3 separate regions of the Mus musculus genome follow, and all the other regions are linked to region 3. Evidence: chromatin loops called from intact Hi-C (ENCODE). Cell type or tissue: left cerebral cortex. All regions are shown on one strand.

Region 1 (5,000 bases), 310 kb before region 3:
CAGCCTGCTAGCTCTCCTGCACCCATGCCACCATGGCCAACTCTCCAGCACTGCCCTGGTAAGGAGCAGGTCAGCTTTCCCAGGCCCATGGTATCAGGCCCAGCTCTACCATGCTGTTCAGGCTTGGGGACAGGCTAACTCTCTCACCTGCCAAAGGTGGCTAGGGACTGGGCCATCTCTTCCATACCCACGTCACAAGGGCCAGTTCCAGTGTGCTTCCTAGGAATGTGTGGGCTCACTCTCCCAAGTGCTGCAGCTGATGAGGGGATTCAAATTTTTAATTAAATATTTTATTAAAAATGAAAGTTTCCTAGAAGGACCCTCCAGAATGCACCAGAGACCTGGAAGGTAAGAGACTCTCAGAACTCAAAGTGAGGGACCTTAGATGAAATGACCAACAGAGTGAACTTATAGAGCCCACCTCCAGTAGGAAGACAGGAGATCAAGTGAGAGATGAGGTTGCCACCCCACAGTCACAACTCTGACTCATAATTGTTCCTGTCTGAAAGAATTACAGGGATGGAAATGGAGAGGAGCCTGAGGAAAAGAAGGTCCAGCGACAGGCCCAAAGTGAGATCCAGCTCAAGGGGAGGTCCCAAGGCCTGACACTATTACTGAGGCTATGGAGAGTTCACAAAAAGGGACCTAGCATGACCACACTCTGAAAGACCCAACAAGCAGCTGAAAGAGTCAGATGCAGATGTTTGCACCCAACCAATAGACAGAAGCAGCTGACCCCTGTTGTTGAATTAGAGATGGCTGAAAGAAGCTGAGGAGAAGGGTGATTCTGTAGGAGGACCAGCAGTCTCAGTTAATCTGGACCCCTAAGATTTCTCAAACACTGGACCACCAAACAGACAGCATACACCAGCTGATATGAGGCCCCCAACACACATACAGTAGAGGACTTCCAGGTCTATGCTCATTCAGATGCACCTAACCCTCAAGAGACTGGAGGCCCCAGGGAGTTTAGAGGTCAGATGAGGTGGAGGGTGGGTGCATCCATGTGGAGACTGGGTATGGTGGGGAGGAGGTGTGGGGTGTGGATCAGTTGGAAGGTGGAAGGGGAGGGGCGGGGAATGGAATATGAAGTGTAAAAATGAATTACAAATAAAATTTTAAAAAAAAGAAAAAAAATTTTTCTTGGGGCTTGAGATATGGCTCAGTAGTTAAGAGCACTGAATGCTCTTCCAGAGGACATGGGTTCAATTTCCAGCACCCACATGACAGCTAATAACTGTAATTTCAGGATCAACACCCTCAATAGACATACATAAAGACAAAACAGTACATATAAAATAAAAATAAATTTTAAGAGTTAAAATGTCTTTCTCTCTGTTTCTTTCTTAGTTTTCTTTCTCTTTCCTTTTCCCTTTCCTTTCCTTTCCTTTCCCTCTCCCTCTCCCCCTCCCCTCCCCTCCCCTCTTCTCTTCTTTCTTTTCCTGAGAGAGGGTTTCTTTGTGTAGCCCTGGCTGTCCAGGAACTCCCTCTGTAGATCAGGCTAATTTCAAACTCACAGGGACTTACCTGCCTCTGTATCCCAAGTGCTAAGATTAAAGGCATGCACCTTCACTACCAAGCCAAATATTAAAAATTATTATTATTATTATTATTATTATTGCTATTAGTGTGCGAGTGCGCACATGTGTGAGTGAGTGTGTGTGTGTGTGTGTGCGCGTGTGTATGCCTATGCTATGGCATGTGTGTGAAGGTCAGAAAACATTTTATAGAGTTGGGTTATCTCCATCCACTTTCCCTGGATTCTGGGGGACTCAAACTCATGTCACTACATTGGTGTGGCAAACATCTGCTGAGCCACATCACAAGCTCTGATTCAAAAATGTTTTTTATTTTGAGACAAGATGTCACAATGTGCCTTGGTCGACCTGGAAAACTCTATGTAGACCAGACTAGCCTTGAAATTTTATCTATATGCCTACCTCTTCTTGACTGCTGGGTTTAAAGGTGTGCACCACCACACCAGGCTGATCCCAAACTTCTCACACAGTGTAAATGTGTGGCAAAAGAAGGACAAGCCAGCAATTCAGAAAGCTATCACTGTGGGAATGCTGTTCACAAGACAAGTGGGCTTTGACTCCAGTTGTAAAGATCTTGAGGAGACCGACTGACATTAAGAAAAAGGAAGACTAGCAGAAATACAGTTAGGGACTGTGATGAGCTAAGTAGTGAATTGAAACCCGAGCTTGCTTTGAGGTAGGCTCCAAATGATAAATTGCAGAGGCCTGAGCTCTGAACGTGGGGACCCTGGGGAGGTATTTGTCAGCATTTTGAAAACCTGAGTAAAATTATAAATATATTGACTGAATAGCAATGAGTCTTTAAAGGAAAACATGTTTTTTCCCCTAAAGCCAGAGGACACTGGTCAATGTTATCACAGATCTCCAGTAGAGGGCAGACAAGTCAAAGCATACACTGCTGTGTTACCAGAAATTGCTAAGAGAAAGTATACATTGTCTTTACTTAAAGGCCATTATCAGAGCCTTAAATTTTAGGACAAGGATCAGCAGATCACAGAAATCTGGAGTATAAAATGCTTCTCAACAAATGTGCAAAACAAATATGCACACACAGGACAGCCATACCAAAGATGCTAGCAACACTCATTACTGTCCCCCCTACCCATCACAGGCAGGTCCTAATGATTGATGCCACCCAAATAAATGACTAACTACATATATATCTGGGCCAGGATTCCAACCTTTGTTCTCCATTTCTTTTTTGTTAACTAGGGAAGTGTTTGTTTCTACGGCCTTTAAAGTCAGAGGTGAGGTCAGGTTACCAGAGAGAAATTCTGATACACACATGGCCTCAGCAGGCTGAAGAGCTGTCATGTCTTAAGTCTTACTAACTTAATATTCATCCATAAATATTTAAGACCTACATAAAATGATTAGAAATTTCAACAAACCCTTTAAAAGCTAACTTTGCAATCATAAACTCATTTTCTTTGGCTTTTAAATGAGTCTTTAAAGATATAAGAGCAATCCTATTTAGCAGATTGACTTTCTGTCATTTGCTGAAAGTTTTCCTTCATGCTTTTGTGTTTTTTCTTCTTTTCTTTCCTTCCTTTTCTCCTTTTCTTCTTTCCCTTTTCTTTTAGAGACAAAGTCTTGCTATGTTGTGCAGGCTTCAAATGCCATTTCCTTGCCTTTAAAACATTAATGTCTCCCTCCCACCCCCCTGCATATCAAGAAAAAGCTTTTAAAAATTGAGAAGTATTATCTCTTTTTAATACAATACTTTTTTCTTCTGTTTTCATAAGGTAATTAGAATTCAGATAAATGAAATGAACATAGAAAGTTTACAATGACATAATCAGATTATTCTAATGATTTTATTTTTGCAAGATAGTCTTTAGTCTAGAGTGCCTGCCAAACTGAACATAACTAAAGGGAACATGGTTATACCTCATGGGACATCTCCTCCCCTATGCAGATTCTAATACAGATGAGGACCACTTCCAAACATCCATCTGCTAGTCCTCATCACTGACGGCACTAGTAGCTCCAATAGATGCTCTGGTTAGAAGCATAAACTCAAAGAACCAGCAACTCCACAAAACTGTGCTTCATGGAAACAGGAAAATGTCAAAAGGGATTCCCAAGATGGTATCCTAATCAGTAAACCCTTTCCAAGCAACCACTTGTAGTGATAAGCAATAAAGAAACACTTATTACTTACTTCCGAGAAAACCCTAACTTCCCCAACACCACCTCAACAACTCATGAAAAGAATATCCAAGCCTACCAAGTGTTGGTGAGATAAAACATTACGTGATACTAGAGAGACAATGGGAAAAAGAGTCTGCGATACAAGATAACTAGCAAGTATGTCACACTGAAAAACAAATGAAACCAACACACACACACACACACACACACACACACACACACACACACACACACACACTGGTTGTTAGCCACCCAATGTGGGTGCTAGGAATTGAACTCAGGTTTTCTGGGAGAACAGTACACATTCTTGACTGCTGAGCCATTTCTATAGATCCTGGGGATTAAATTACAAAGAAGTGTATTGAAAAGCTAGTTAGGGAAAATGAAAAAGAGCACAGATTATTAGTTTGATTTTAGTTCCTTTCTGCTTTTCTTCAATAGAGTCCTTGGACTGTGCAGCAGTTTCTATATCTGCTCCACAGGAGAACTGTCTAATCAGAGTTCCCCCCAATACTTAATTTGTGTTCCTATATACTGTCTACACATATTTAAAAGAGCCCACTCAGAATTCCAAACCATTAAGTTGTTCTTAGTCTTGCATCCTAGGGAAATACCTCAATGAAAAACATTTTGCTTTTTCCTTTCATCAAGGTATTGCCTGGTTGTCAGTAAGAAAAATTTTGCAAAAATAAATTCTGATCATCTTCAATTGAACATAAGCCTTCCTTTTTTTTTTTTAAAAAAAAGATTTATTTATTTTTATATATGTAAGTACATTGTAGCTGTCTTCAGACACACCAGAAGAGGGCATCAGATCCCATTATGGATGGTTGTGAGCCACCATGTGGTTGCTGGGAATTGAACTTAGGACCTTTGGAAGAGCAGTCAGTGCTCTTAACTGCTGAGCCATCTCTCCAGCCCAAGCTTTCCTTTCTTAAGGTCATGTTCTTTCTTCTCATATATATTTTCTTGTGTTATGTGTGTTCACATCTCACCCTGAACAGTTATGCTACAAATATTGAATGAGTCACTAGAGCAAATAAATTATGACAAAATTTCTGAAATTAGGGTTTTAATATAATGAAAAAAATTCCACTGATAAAGGGAAACTTCTGGAAAATTGTCTAATAGGAAATACCACATAGTTTTTAAAGATTTAAATGCATATGAAGGGTCGAATGTAGCTTAGTGAAGTGCTTGTCTAGCATGCCTAAGTATCTAGGTATGATTTTCAGAGCCAAAGCAAAACTAGCTGTACATGGTAGTGCACATCTTTAATTCCAGCACTCAAGAGGCAGAGACCAGTAG
Region 2 (5,000 bases), 320 kb before region 3:
AGTGATCAAGGGGGAAAGGCCCCTTGTGGGTGGGACCATCTCTGGGCTGGTAGTCTTGGGTTCTATAAGAGAGCAGGCTGAGCAAGCCAGGGGAGGCAAGCCAGTAAAGAACATCCCTCCATGGCCTCTGCATCGGCTCCTGCTTTCTGACCTGCTTGAGTTCCAGTCCTGACTTCCTTGGTGATGAACAGCAGTATGGAAGTGTAAGCTGAATAAACCCTTTCCTCCCCAACTTGCTTCTTGGTCATGATGTTTGTGCAGGAATAGAAACCCTGACTAAGACAGGTGAGCTAGTTGAGAGTGTACCCAGCCAAGGCCTAAGGCTTTGAAATATTAAAAGGTCTCTGTGTGGTTATTTGGGAAAAAACTGGTTAGGGAATAATTTCCACTGTAGTAATTTCCACCACTAATCAATATATACAGAATATAATAATCATTTAATCTTCACACCAGTCTTCAAAGCTTGTTTCTTGTGTGTGTGTGTGTGTGTGTGTGTGTGTGTGTGTGTTTCAAGACAGGGTTTCTCTGTGTAGCCCTGGCTGTCCTGGAACTCACTCTGTAGACCAGGCTGGCCTCGAACTCAGAAATCCGCCTGCCTCTGCCTCCCAAGTGCTGGGATTAAAGGTGTTACCACCACCACTGCCCAGCTCAAAGTTGGTTTCAAATGCCAGACATTAATGCTATTTCTTCTATCACCTGGAAATATCTGTTTCCCTCCAATTCTATCTTTACTCTAGCACCATCCAGTTCTGTTTCTAGGTTATGAGTGGGTTCTTCATTTATCTTTCACCATTAAACTGTAAGGTTTTTTTTTGTTTGTTTGATTTGTTTTGTTTTGTTTTAGTTCAAGAACCATGCCTAATCCCACCTGTCATCACAGTGCCCTAGGTACAAGATGGGACTAGAGGAAGAGGCAAAATCAAGTGGCTGTAGTGATTAACTAGTGAGATTTCTTATAGGCAAACACTTAAAACCAACTGGTTATACATTTCCAGCAAGTATGGACTATGTATTTGCAACCTGTTAGCTTTAACAAGTTTGAAGAACTTTGTTGTGTTGCTTGTTTTTTCAGGAGGTGATTTGGGCCCTAAGGCTTTCCTTTTGGCTAAGCAAACAATTTACTTGTTTTTATTTCTGTATGCATACATTCAATATCAACTCACCAATGTCTTATTTTCTAGCCAGTAAATAAGACTGATCCTTATCCTTGGATATTTCACATTGTAACTCAAGGAGAAAGTTCTATTAAAAATGTTAATTGCCTCACTTGGACCAAAGCAAAGTTGGACAGTATAGCATAGAAGCATCAGAGGAAGAAATAACTCTAGGATTGGAAAGTGTTTTAGCTAAGTTAACTTTTACGTTGGGCTTGAACTAGAAAGTTTTGTCAAGTAGTAAAAGCAGACTTATTTCAGGCAGAGGCACAAAGAACCGAAAATGTTACAGGCTATCTGATCACACTGTGTATCTCAAGATTGTGTTATTTACTGAAGGAAAAAAAAAAAAAAAAGACCTGTTTCTAGTCATGATATGGCTCAGCATTAGCACACAACTTTAATTTGTCTGGCAGGAATACAGACTTACCCTGAATCCCAAACAATGAAGATAAATTTAGTTTGTAGAAAGAAGCACCCATGTTTGAAAGTGATATCTAATTGGTGGCAAACAAAGTGATGAATCAGAGAAATATTTGACAGAATAGGATCTGCCCAACTCTCAAAGGAGAGAGGAAAGGGAAGCTACTTAAGTGTGCAGTGCAGAGAGAGAGGAAGTAGAAAGGAGGCAGTTTTACCAGGACAGTTATAAAGAGAGGTTTCAGAGAGGGAACATGGTAGACACAGGTGAAGACAGAACAAACCAGAGAATAAGGAGCCAAAAGATCAGAATATACTGCCAAAGTTTGTATTATACAAAACAGAGCAATTTAGGAGAAGCTGAGAGAAGCCAGATTGAATCAATTAATGTAAAGCCAAGTTTTGAGCCAGGAACAGCTGAGTTGACTAGCCAGCCAGAGTTCAGAAAGACCTAGAAAGGGTGAGCTTATTTAGCAGTGACAACATTCTAGGCTTAGATAAGATTCTATAGAGGCTAGAGGCTTCTAGGACTAGGCCTAGGTTAGCAGAAAAAGGCAGTAAAAATAAGAGATGACAATTACTATAGGAGAATAAAAGTTACTTTTACAAGAATAAGTGGAAACAAGTTTCACATTTGAGGAGCATTGAGTAGTTGTGCATTGCTGGAACAAAGGTAGAATTGGGGGTTAAAGCTATCAAGTAGTCTTACTGTTATGGTTCCACAATGCTAGGTATCCTACCATGACAGCTCTATAGCCAGGAAACTGGATTATCCATTAACTAGATATGGTAGATATAATTTATCAGTTTTCTCTGCCCTTGGCAATAAACTAATAATGGGGGGGGGCTAGGGGGTGTCAGGAAAAAAATCAATAGTGGCCTTTTAAGAGGAAGTGTGCACTTTGGAACTAAAGATAGTGCTGTGCTTCTGGTCTGTGGAAGCAGGAGGATGTAAAGGCACTGTGACAACTCTACTGGTTGTCACCATGGCTGGATTTAAAGGTGTCTAGAACTGGTGAAAGGCATCTGAGTGAATGTGGAGATGTGTACAGAGAGGACTAACATGTGAGAGCAAGTAGGGAGTGGGGAGATCCACTCTTAAGTGTGGACGGTCCCTCCCAAATGGCATCCCAGTTGAAAAAGGAAGAAGCCAGAGGAAAGCAGCAAATGCTTGCCCCGGCTCATTTCTATTTGAATGATTCATCTATATTTGCTGCCATCTACTGACAACAAACTCCATTGTCTTCAGTCATTCCTTATAGACCAGTGGCTCTCCAGGGAGCTCTCAGGCTTTCTGCACTAGATTGGAACTGCTAACACGTCCCATCTACTGTTTTGAGAACTTGGTCCTGTGTGCTGTGTTGCACCAGAGAATATACGTCTATGAACATGCTTTGTGTGTGTGTGTGAATTCGGTTGGTTCTGTATCTCTAGAAAACTCTGCTTAATACAGGTACCATTCCTAGTGTTTGGATTACTTGTTAAGAGAAAGCTTAGCCTATTTCCTAGGAGCAAAGAAAATGGAGGTGAAACCAGTTGCATAGATTATTAATTGGTTTGTAACAAATGAATCCCAGGAGCACTTAGCTGGGTGTTCACTCAATACTTATTATTCACTCAGTGCTGTTGTACAGCGAATACATGAAGATCCAAGCAGCTTCAGTCTCACAACTGTTGTTTTGACCTGGATGGCTGTAAAACTGAAGGTACATTGCAGTGCCTAATGTGAGCTCTAATATGGCTTGGGCCCCCTCAAAGGAGAGTAGTTTCAGGGTTGGCTTCTTGCATAGCAGCCCAGGGCTCTAAAAGGATGCTAGGCTTGGAGCTGGCAATAGTGTAATGCCACTATGTTACACTCTCTTGATGCATTAAAGGACAACCCAGATTCCAGGAGAGGAACTAGATTCCTCTTCTGGGGAAGCAGCAGCAAAGAATCTGCAGTCATCTTCAAGCACCTCTTCCAATTCTGGTGACTAGCTAGCTGAACATGTGGGCACAAGGAACAGGACAGAACACCAAGAAAGAATGTTGATACTGGCTGGAATCAGGAGCCAGACCAAAAATTCAACCTATTCATACTTTATAAAAATATAACATCTAGTAAAGTAAAAATAAGTTAAAGTATGCAACAATTGCAAATGAAGTCAAAGTCATATCTTACTCCTATTATGACAGGATTAAAAGAAAACCTAAATAAAGCTTTCTTGCCTATCAGTTGAAGCAACAGGAAATTTTTGTGAGTTACCCGCTATTTATGAAGCATTTTGTTTTTTAGATTATTTGTGAGATCCAAGTGCAGGTCCTCATGAAGGCTAGAAGAATGTGTTAATGCTCTGCAGTTAACAGATGGTTGTGAGCTGCCAGATGTGGGAGTTGAGAATCAAACTCAGGTCTTCTGCAAAAGCAGTACTTACTCCTAACTGCTGAAATCTGTTTAGCCTAAATATTTTCCTTAAATTACTACAAAATATAAACTAGTACAACGCCTATGATCCTGGGAGACAGAGACAAGAGGATCCTAATTTTTAGACTAGCCTGTGATACAATAGAGTTCCAGCCCAGCCTAAGCTACATGGAGAGAACCTGTCTAAAAGGGGGTAAGTGGAGGGAGGCTGGGGACATACCAGTGATAGAATGCTTGTCTAATATGCCCAACACTGGAACTGTAAAACCAAAACAACTAAATCAGCTGCTTCCTCAAAGACTAAAGCTTGATTCAAATTTCATTAAAACAATTGCAATTCTGAAAAATAAAATGTCCTCAGTCAACAGCTTTTGAAGAGGCATAGTCCAGCTCAGAGGAAACTGAGTTGCTGTGGGGAGCTTTCGCTGGGTGTCTTCTATCTATAATCCTTATTCTGCATATATGTATACATATACATATATATAGTATTACCTATTTATAGTGCTTACTGTGCACTTGTAATATTATCTTTTCTACTGATAATCAGTTCCTCGGGTTTTTTAATTAAAAACTGTATTATTATGGAGGGCAACATGTGTGTCTATTGAGTATTGCTAAAATTCCTTCACTGGAGGAGACTGTTTATGTCTATATAGAGACAATATAAAAATATTATGCCTATATAAATATAGAGAACATAAAATACATATAGACAAGTTACCCCATCCTCCTGCAATCCCAAGCTGAGGCATTGCTCTACCAAAGTTCATCGGGGAACCAATGGTTTATTAAGCTTGCTTACAGCAATGGATGAGGGGCTGCCACACCCTCACCCATGACTCACCCACGGTTGTGTTGACAGAGACCCCTGGTCCTTTCCACCTGACAGTCCCTGAGACCTTGAGACTATTTAGGGCAGAATTGGATACAACTGGTTGGGAAAGGTGTCTGAATACTCAGGTGAGAGTCCCATGACCTTCCATGTTCCTCCTATGAGAGAATGTCAGAGGTCAACAAACACA
Region 3 (5,000 bases):
GGCCAACCGAGTGTCATGAATCCCAGGTTTACTGAGGAGGAGTTTCAGCTTGCTCTTGTTCAGGCTTAGTAAGGAAAGCTCCATACCCAAATGAACAAGCTGCTTGGGGGTGGTCGGCTTTGTTTTGCTTTGGAAATGGGTCTTGTGTAAGCTAGCCTTGACTTAGCTAAGAAGCTGAAGACAACCTTGAACGCCTGAACAGTACAAGTATGCCTTAGCACACAGGGCAGAGTCAGTCTTTCTTTCTCTCTTCTTACCATGCAAAGTCTCTACAAGGCTCCAACCCAGGAGATTTCAGAGATTAACTGCCAGGCTAGGTCCCTACTTTTCATGTAGCTTAGTGGTACGATGTCTGCTCCGGGTACAAAAGACCCTGGATTCAAGCCTCACAGCTGCCCAAAACAAGTAAGATATTGCCTGCACTGCAGAAGAACCCGCCCATCAGCCTTTTCTGGAGCAGTACCTCTCGCTGGGGACCAGGGTGGGAGAAGGAAGCTATCCACAGCTCCACGAAAAAGTGAAGGGCCATAGTCAGAGCTGTTTCCCCCTCCATGTCCATCCAACAGCCTCCAACGCTGTCTTGGCTCTCTATTACTTTTAAACAAACCCCAGTGTTGTTGTTTTCTCAGACATGTTTCCCATGTAACTGAAAACACATTAAATATTTGATTTCTCCCCTTACTACGATGAGAGCTAGCAGGTCCATAAATAATCCATTGACCTGGTTCATTTTTTCTGGACAAAAAAAAATGATCATAAAAATACATACACACCCTTCAAATTCTTGAGCACTCTTAACTAAAAAGAATAATTCAATATGCAACACACACACAAACGCGAAAAAAAAAAAATCTCGGGCCACCAACCAGCCTTTTAGAAACACCCCCGCCTCCAGCAACTGTTGGTTACACACTTTAGTATAGCACAGCCCACTGGTACTTCCATAAATTCTGAATGGCCTGTGAGCTGTCTGAGTCGGCTCGCGCTCCGCAGTGAGACCATTCGAGCGCACAGAGAGAGGCTTGACCCTCTTAAGTGTCTCTCAAAGGTTTCTCTGGTTATTTGGGCATTTGTGTCTGCCAGCGTCTTTGCATAAAGCCACCTACCAGCCCTTGTCTCAAAAGTAAAGCCCAAGCACGGAATCACGGCTGGAAACTACAGCAACTTTTGCCAAAAAGCGAGGCTGCGCTGGGCCAGCTCTGGGTCTCCAGGGTTTCCATCGGGTCCCTCGAAAGGACCCTGCGCGGTGCAGACAAAGGCACCCGAAATCCAGGCAGTCAAGCGCGGGGACCGAGGGCTTCTAGAAAGAAGCGTGGGTTAGAGACAAAAAAGAAAAGAAAAAAAAGAGAGAAAAAAAGAATAAGAAGAAAGGGAAAGCGACCCACCTGCGGGAGGCGCGGCGGCGGGTCCCGGGCTGCGGAGGCGGCTCGACCCTCGCGCCCTCGAGGCACCGGCGCGGCCGCTGGAGTGGCGCCGCCCGCCGCGCTATTTGTACTTGCGGCCCCTCACATGGTCTGATCTCTAGATAGCCGCCGCCAAAGAGCTCCGCAAGAATTTTTGCGTCACTTTGAGACCGAAGAACTTTGTTTCTCTGCTACCGCAGCTGGAGGGGGGGGGGGGAGGGGCGGGGTCCACGCTCCCTGTCCGGTGGGAGGGCGGCAGAGCCCCCCACTCATTCCTGCACATACAGCAGCCAGGGCGCAGGGCCGGGCAGGGCAGGGCAGGGCGAAGGATCTGACTCTTCTGCTTTTGGACTAGTGTGGCTGGAGGATGCTGTACAAAACGAGGTTCACTTCTGCCCTTACCAAATCTGCCCTAAATTACGTTAAGGTCCTGCTCCGTGTCACTCCCTAAGAGCATTCTTTCTTGACCACAGCCGATTGCGGACCGTCTTTCCAAGGACTCCTGACTTTGTCTGGGTTCTCTAGGTGGAATGCGAGCTTAGTCGGGAACCTCCCCATCCCGATAGCAGCCTACAATAAGCACCCCCGGGAGGATCTGAGAGTGCTACTTAGCCACAGGAGGAAAATTTTGCAGAGAACATCGGTGTTGGTCCGCGGACCCGCCTGTGCCTGTGGGGTTGGGCACTGGACAAACTACCAGCCTTTCAAGCCGCTCAGTATTTCGACAGGAGCACTGTTTTCAAGTCTATATAGATTGTTTTGTTCACACACACACACACACACGCACACGCACACGCACACACACACACAGCTTAAAAATGAATTTAATGTTATCACATTCTTTTTTTCACCAAAATTACGGGAGCTTTTTTTTTTTTTTTTTTAAAGAGCAGATATGTTACTTATTTTGGACTGTGTCTGAGGCAGAGAAGTCAGGACCCGGGCCGGCCAGCCTGTCTCTTCTCATCCGGCCAAGCGAGTGAGGGAGAGCTAGAAAAGAGGTAGTAATGGCGAGTTCGGTGTCTGCGAGAAAGCCCCGGCGCCCCTTTGTTCCAGAGGGGCTCGAGCCCAGACATCAGAAGCCGCAGCTGGGCTGCGCTGGCACCAGGAAGGGCTGGTTGGTTCACTGTCCGCAGGTGTGGGCGGTTCCCGGCCGCAGGGATCACCAGTACGAGGCTTTGGTGCCACCTAGGCTCCAGGGCCGGGAATGCAAGGAGCGGCCCTAGCGATGTGGGGGAGCGGACTGGCTGGGGGAGCTGACCTTAGGCAGGCCTGGCCATTCCATGACCCGGAGAACCCCAGGGTCCCAGGGTCCTCACTGGGCCCCTCCCTTTCAATGAACACACGTGTCTGCTGTCTCCCTTCCGTGCCTGTAACTCCTGTGCAGACACAAGGCTGCCCAAGAACAAGTTTGTTCTGAGGAGGGGTCCAGGCAGACAGAGGAGCAGGGCGGACTTGAGCATCAGCTAAGACTCCCGTCTCCAATCTGACCGTCCCCATGCGGATTCAGTCTTACCGGCTCACTGCCGACCTTCCCAGGGCCTTGCTCCTCCTGCCCGGTTGCCTCCCCTTACTTAGTAGTACTGCCACATTGTGAGCGCTGAGTATTGGTGACATTTCTCTGAACAGGATGAGATAGATAGAGGCTCAAACCCTCTGCTTGTGGGTTGGACGAGACTCTTAACCACAGTGTCCTAGGCCTTGTCTTGGAGAATGATAGCACTGGTCCGGTCAGACTGGTGTGTGTGGGTGTGGAGAGGCTCTCGGCAGATGCTTCACTTCAGCTGAGACTAGCCTCAGGTGGTCTCATCTCTTATTCCCTGCTGAGGACTGTTAACAGCTGCCCAAACCATGCCCACACCTCATTCCCCACAGCCCCCTGGCCAGAGTGCATACTTAGCCTCCCTCCAACTATTTTTTTTTCCTCTTGCCCTGGAGGCAATTCTGGAGGAGCAACTTAGCCCAGTCTGTCCCACAGTCCCTTCAGCAGACCTGGTCCCTCTGCCTGCAGAGCTGTTTGGCAATGCCGCCCTGCCTTCCCACACATCCTGCCTTCCTTCCCGTTTCTGACACTTGGTAGGGACACAGGGAGGAAATGCAAGACAGACACCCACAAAGGCGTTGCACTGGGCTAGGGAACGCTGCTACAGAGCCGGCAGAAGGGCTGAGGAGACTTGGATGGAGGGGAGGTTTGCCAGGCATTCTTCACTCGCTAGCTCCATCCCAGAGACACGGAAGCCCAGCTGCCACACGCGGCCAGCCTCCACGGCAACAGACACACATTAAATGCACACACACATGCCGCCACCACCATCACCACGAAGACTAGCTGGATTCCCAAAACCCAACGACGGCCAGGACAAAGCCTTGTGAATGCCAGCAGCTCCCTCCGGAAGCTCTCGGTGCCATCTGTCTGTCTGCCTGTGTTCTGTTTACACCGTGACAGAAGAGGAAGCTCTCCCTTCCTTGTGGGCTTCTTCTTAGGCCCAGGAAATGGCTACCACACCCCTCCCTCTCAGGGAATCTCTTGTTTCGGATGTCCACCACAGTAGGCCTGGAATCTCCCCAGCAACCACCTGAGGCTGACCTAGCTAATCAAGATAGAGCGGAAAGAAGGGGTGCCAGAGAAGGCTCAGTTGATGTTAGTGGGCTGACCACGTTAGGGTGTAGGAGAGAGATGAAGGAGGACTGGGCACAGCTCTGGAAATGACAGGAAACGTGTAGGTGGACTTTGTCTTGGTCACTTTTTTCTGGTTTCTTCTCAGCCACTTCTCGTGAGCCCTACCTTTGAGAAGCAGCCCCATCCAAGTACCACACCTCCCTGGACCCCACCCCCACCCCCGGCCTCCTTTGCCGGTGCCTCAGCAGTCTGCCCTCTCACTGGCGTGCCCATCATCTTAACTCCTCTCAGAGCTTACCCAAGGGAGTGGTCCTTCCCCTGCAGCCCATGAGGCTGCACCACGCCCTCACAGGAGGGCCAACGGTGATAATGCTAGACCTCTACAGAGCATCTGCCTGGCACCTGAACAATGTGCTTCTACCACCGGGCCTCATGAGCAACTTGGAAATGTTGAAATAAAATACTTGTCGCTTTAGTGATGTGAGCGGCACTTGCTGTGCATGCTTAATGACTGCTTGGGCTTTTCTAAAAGGAGGGAGGGTGTGAGCCGTTGATGTGGAAACTAGCAAGGGCGTTTATAGATAGGAGTCAGGGGGATGCGACCTTCAGGTTTTCAAGGAACATCTGCTTGTGTAGTCCAGGCTGGTCTTGACTTTGAAAACTTACTGCCAGACTGAGGTAGCCTTCCTAGTGCTGGAATTATACAAGCATCAGGCTTTGAACCAGTTTGCTTGTTTGTTTGGTGTGGTTTTTTTTTTTTTTTTTTTTTTTTTTGGTTTGCTTTTTGTATGTGTTGGTGGGGGGGAACGGAGACATTGTGTGTGGGGGTGAATTGGAGGCCAGAGGTTGATCTTGGTGTCTTTCTCAGTTGCTCTAAAGAGGTTTTTGAGACAGAATCTCTCGACTATTTGGCTAACTGGTACTTCTTCCTAGCACTGGAATTAGAAGCATATGTGTCTTCACGAGGCTTCTCTCTC

Evidence for each region. Hi-C counts contacts between places; a loop is a spot of excess contacts. Peaks named below come from ENCODE experiments on the same cell type or tissue, not always from the same donor. Only the 100,000 strongest peaks of a DNase experiment are listed, where the experiment ranks them.
Region 1: a loop joins it to region 3, with 2.2 times the contacts of the local background. A loop is called at or near these places in 6 of 42 quality-filtered maps.
Region 2: a loop joins it to region 3, with 2.3 times the contacts of the local background. A loop is called at or near these places in 6 of 42 quality-filtered maps.

Annotation. Positions count from the first base shown.
Region 1 is chr11:77,306,163-77,311,162 of GRCm38, reverse strand. All of the region lies in intron 1 of Ssh2 (slingshot protein phosphatase 2), which reads right to left. Among named protein-coding and RNA genes, the nearest start is that of Gm24989, 64 kb to the right of the region's middle. In left cerebral cortex, CTCF peaks have their summits at 2,412 (motif pointing right) and 4,494 (motif pointing right); a DNase peak (open chromatin) is centred at 2,407.
Region 2 is chr11:77,315,672-77,320,671 of GRCm38, reverse strand. The region is part of intron 1 of Ssh2 (slingshot protein phosphatase 2); the gene reads right to left. Among named protein-coding and RNA genes, the nearest start is that of Gm24989, 73 kb to the right of the region's middle. In left cerebral cortex, a CTCF peak has its summit at 2,793 (motif pointing left); DNase peaks (open chromatin) are centred at 2,793, 3,527 and 4,017.
Region 3 is chr11:76,995,061-77,000,060 of GRCm38, reverse strand. It overlaps Slc6a4 (solute carrier family 6 (neurotransmitter transporter, serotonin), member 4), which reads right to left and starts at 1,464. Exons shown (of 14, transcript NM_010484.2): 1 at 1,386-1,464. RefSeq lists cis regulatory regions at 1,558-1,565, 1,759-1,992, 1,542-1,992, 2,470-3,409, 3,487-3,508 and promoters at 1,414-1,758, 1,414-1,992, 1,414-3,619. In left cerebral cortex, a CTCF peak has its summit at 2,591; DNase peaks (open chromatin) are centred at 897, 1,978, 2,564 and 3,627; H3K4me3 peaks cover 1,336 bases.